Linked DNA regions of Homo sapiens: region 2 is linked to region 1. A link is an interaction called in ENCODE POLR2A ChIA-PET data of the cell type or tissue named here. Cell type or tissue: MCF 10A. All regions are shown on one strand. Region 1 overlaps TP63 (tumor protein p63). Region 2 has its middle 85 kb from the start of MIR944.

What was found. Peaks named below come from ENCODE experiments on the same cell type or tissue, not always from the same donor. Only the 100,000 strongest peaks of a DNase experiment are listed, where the experiment ranks them.
Region 2: POLR2A ChIA-PET joins it to region 1 with 6 read pairs; 2 of 35 experiments call an interaction of 5 or more read pairs at or near these places.

The regions. Positions count from the first base shown.
Region 1 is chr3:189,777,721-189,780,220 of GRCh38, reverse strand. All of the region lies in intron 3 of TP63 (tumor protein p63), which reads right to left. Among named protein-coding and RNA genes, the nearest start is that of MIR944, 51 kb to the left of the region's middle. In MCF 10A, no CTCF peak of the experiment used is centred here; no DNase peak of the experiment used is centred here.
Region 2 is chr3:189,913,854-189,916,353 of GRCh38, reverse strand. No RefSeq gene overlaps it. Among named protein-coding and RNA genes, the nearest start is that of MIR944, 85 kb to the right of the region's middle. In MCF 10A, no CTCF peak of the experiment used is centred here; a DNase peak (open chromatin) is centred at 1,353.

The DNA of each region.
Region 1 (2,500 bases):
TGTAGACCCTAGTTCCTCTGTTATCTCCAACAGGCAAACTCAAACACATTCTTTAACACCCACATAACTGCTACTTCCATTTTACTCCACACTGGTTGAGTGTCTTCTATGTACTTAGCTTGTGCTTGCTAGGATCTGTCTTCTTGCTTTTTTTTGTAATTTCTTGTCTTTTCTAGGCAGTCAGTTGCTCTCTCCGTTAACATTTTACTCAATTCTTGGGATACCTATATTACTGTTGATCTGATCTTATTGCCTTTTAGTTATGTTTTCATGAATCCCACACTGAAATAGAAGCTTGAGAGCAAGGGCGATGCCCAATTTAGTTCTATATTTCCTGCAGCTTGGAAAGTATGCAGAGTAAGCATTCACATTCTGCTTGGGAGATGTCTGTTCTGGTTTGATCCATATAATAAGTCTGTGAAGTTGGCAGCGTCTTATTGTCCTTGATTCTCAGATAAGGAAATGAGGCTCTAGAGGGGTTAAACGTCATACTCAAGTTCATACAATAAACTATACTTAAGGCTGGAGCTTGGAACTCAGGTTTGCTGGCTCCAAACTTCATGCTCCCCTGTGCTACACAGGTTACTCTGTCACAGAAGAGATTACTGTCTTGCACGCATGCCTGAACATTGTGCAGGAATTCCATATCAGAGCAAATCACCTTTTTTATTTGCATGCTCTGCAAGGGAAATTGAGAGGTCCTGTGGACACAAATGGCTCCCATGGATTTTCTTTGCAGCTTTTTTCCCTACATGTTGGTCTTCTGAGCTTCCTACTGTTACAGACACAATGAACTAACTTAACTCCACCTTCCCAAGCCTGATTCACAAGTTGATTAAAAAGTGGTGCAACCAAGTAGGTGTGCCTCTGTGACCCGGGTGGTTAAGCCAGATCTTCTGGCCTATGGAGGCTGCTGGTTTGATTTTGTAAGAAAACATTATCTGCATTGATCATGAACTAGACGATTTTGTAATAATGTCACAAAGGGATTAAAAAATACTCGAGGAGTGATGCATTTTAAAAATATAGGTAATTTCCAGCAAAGATTGAAAGCTACTTTAGTGTTAATATATATGTTGCTTAAAAGTAAAGGGAAACTATAGACTGTAGCCTCCTGATAATGATGAAATCATTTCTTCAAACGGATTCAGTATGAGTGTTGTATTTAAATCACAAAAAGAAATGCATAGCAAAGTCAGGCTTCATTATAAGTCATATAAAGACACACACACACACGAGCTATGGGAAAGCTGGCTTCAGCAAAATAAAAAATAAAGCTAAGGAATTATTTGTAACTTGGTTGCTAAGTGAATGAAATGGTAATATTATACCGATCTTAATCATTTACTTACATTCTCTTCTTTAAGTATTTCTTTGATTCACGAGGTTTTGTGATAGTTTCTCTATGGGGTAAGGGATTTAAGCTACAAAGTTAAAGGGCCGAGTTGATAACAACGTAAGTGGTGTGACCAGATCTATAAGATTGTGGACAAAAAAGGGAACTGATACTTCAGTCTAAGCATCTCTTTAAAAGATATATTCAGCTTCTTTTCTCCTAACTCATTCCTCAAAATATCCACATTCTTACAATTCCTATTTAGCAACAATAATAAGTTCTTGGTCATGATCAATAGCTAGAAGACTACTTAAGCAAATTAAAACTCATGCACAATCCTCACCCATCAGACAAGTTCTACTTTCGATTCCATTATGACTCTAGAATGGAAAAGGTCAAAAATGTTTACTGGTTCACATAATAGGAAAGATTGTCACATTTGAGTTTTTCATCCTCTTACAGGGAATCAAGACAATAAAAAATGAAGGCTAAAGTAAATAATAGCTGATTAAAAATTAGTTGATTTGATTTTATTGATACATCAAACTATAGACCCATTCAGTGTATGTTAATACTAGAAGTGTGTTAGAGGCCATCAGTTAGAGGCCATTTTATTTCTCCCACATACACCTGTAGACAAACACATTTCCTTTCAAACACTAACTGAATGCTTTATTGTACATTATCCTGCAATAAGACCTAAAGAAGAATAAGACTCGGCCAGGCGCAGTGGCTCATGCCTGTAATCCCAGCACTTTGGGAGGCCAAGGCAGGCAGATCACTTGAGGCCAGGAGTTCGAGACCAGCCATGGCTGGAGTTCACCAGCATGGTGAAACCCTGCCTCTACTGGAAATACAGAAATTAGCCAGATGTGATGGCGCATGCCTGTAATCCCAGCGACTCAGGAGGCTGACGCACCAGAATCACTTGAACCCGGAAGACGGAAGTTGCAGTGAGCTGAGATCCAGCCACTGTACTCCAGCCTGGGTGACAGAGTAAGACTCTGACTCAAAAAAAAAAAAAAAAAAAAAAAAAAAAGAAGAAGAAGAAGAAGAAGAAGACTCAGCATCTGTCCAAAGACTTCCTCATCTAGTATAGGAGACATACACTTAAAAGAAAAAAAAAAAATATGTTTACAAAGTCGGGTGAAATACATGTGAAAT
Region 2 (2,500 bases), 140 kb before region 1:
GTTTGTGAATTTTGTTTTTCAATAGTTTAGCATTAGCATTTTGTTATATTCTGTATTTCATCATTTCCTTTGAAGACACACAGAGCTTTTTAAATCTGTGAATTAATTTCTTTAGTCAGTTCTGAAAAAAATTTTTTTTTCTGTATACATTTCACCTGTTCAGTGATTTCTAGTGTTATTTTTTTTCCCCTTTTGGTCATTTTGTCTTATTCGGAAATAGCTAATCATTTTGGATTGAATGCTTGACATTGTGTAAAAAAGATTGTAACATCTTCGTATTCCTTTTTAAGCTCAAAGTTAGAATAGGGTATAACATTTCAATTCTATAAGGAATTGTGCTAATGTGAGGATAAATTTCAATCCTTGTAACAACTGTTCTATTTTTAGTTTCCCATTACTCCTCATTAAGTCATGAGAAATATGTGATCCATTAGTTATATATTTTTTTCATTGGTTTCCTGGAAGTTTCATGTTACGTTTAACATTTAAGTACAACAATTATATTGACCTTGACCTTGTTTCTTAGTTTTATAACAAACTTTTTTATTTTAGTTAATTGTCTTACTGTACCTGTATCTATTATTATAAAGATTCTCTAGTATTTTATGAAGTTCATTCACTCATTATTTATTATCACTTGCCTACATTATTTGGGGCATCAAATTAGTCTCTAAGTAGGCCTATAAGGATGAATTCCATATTTCCTGACTTAACAGGTCTTGCAGTCAAATAACTGGAATAGGAGAGAGGAAGAAAACTGTGTAACAGGTGCATAAACCACATGCTGTAGGGAAGCAGACAAAGGAATAATACAGTTTTCCTAGAATGATGAGGGAGAACATGGTAGGCTAGCATTGGAGCACACACTTTGCCAGGAGAAGGACATTGCTTTAGGTTAAGAACACAACATGAACAAATGTACAAGAAGAGAAAAATAGGGTAGTTTGAGAGAAGAGCCTGATAAAGGAAAGGATGAATAACTGGAGGATATTGTTATGGGGCTGAGCCAGGGCTGGGTAAAGCTTATTTAAAAACTAGTTTCTGAGATTCTTAAGTCAGTGATTCGGTTGCCAGAAATACGATCAAGTATTATTCTTTGGTGATTTTAAAATATGTGCTTGTTCTTTAATTACCTCCCAAGAGATGTATATTTACTAACTAAAAATCAAGAAACAATTGCTGCCTCCAGGGCTAAGAGTATCTAAGGAAAGAGAAACACACCTGCTTTTTTGGTCACCAATATTAATATTTTACTTTCTTGCATCTTGAATGGTAAGCTGAAGCCACGAGTTGGAACGGAATACAGGCCGCTCTAGGGTGATGATTCAGGATGACTATTAGACTTGCAAAACTGAATGTGGGTGGTTTTGTTGTGTAATCTTTTGCCTTAATCTTTCTGCCTTTAATGAAGTGCTTTGACTGTCTCTTTTTGTGTGTGCCTGTTAGAAGTAGGACATGCATAGAGTTTCTCAATGGAATCTCATCAAATGTAAAGTCATGATTGAAAAATTGTTTGCCTTAGGTTAAAAAAGTCCCCTTTAGTTACAGAAGATATTACTTTATCTTGGGATATAAAGTCCAGAGAATTAAATAATTTGGTCAAATTACTTCCCAATTTAAGTGGATTTCAGACCTGAAATTTAATAGGTACAAAGTTAGTGTACACATGCAATATTGAAGAGAAAATTTGGCTATAAACAGCAAAAAAATTATCTAGTAAACAGTAAATCACGAATTGAATATTTTATCATTTCAAAAAAAACCACTAAACATTTTTCTAAGTAGCATGCTATTACATCAACTTTCTCAATATTTTAGTCAATGTTTCTTCAGCAAACATTTATTGATTGTCTACTATATGCTAGATTCTCTGCTAGCCTCCAGAGACAGTGATGAGCAAAATACAGGCACCACTTTTAATATTTTGAAGATTATAATCTAGTGAGATTCATCAGACATTTATCAAATAATCATACTTATGAAAGAATAATTCCAAATTTAAAAAAATGCTCTGAAAGAAAGAAGCACAATTCTATCAGAGGCAATAATGAAGGGACTGTAAATAAACACCTTCATTCTTTTTTGACCTCAGAAGTGGGTGGCATACAGAAACTTGTTACCACAAGCTGCTTGGTGCTGTGGAGACAACAGGAGTCTTAGAATTAGACTCTTGTCAAGATGATTAGAGCTTTTCCATGATGTCCTGCAAGGTCAGAGATGGCTAAGAGATTCCTGAAGTTAGGTTTGTCCTAGTCCTACCTGGACTAGCCCTTTACTTGTCCTTTGCTTTCCTCCAACCCACCTCTACAGTGCTGCCAAATAGACAGTTTTAATACTCAGCTGGTAGAGTGCCTCAGATCTTCCCAACACCATCTGAAGTTTCTTCTTTACACAGTTGCATTTCTCTCCTTCATATTCATTTAAAATCAAGTTCTAAGTCCTGACAAACAAGTTTCCATAATCTTACCAGACTCCAGCCAGTCTTACCAGATTTGCTTTA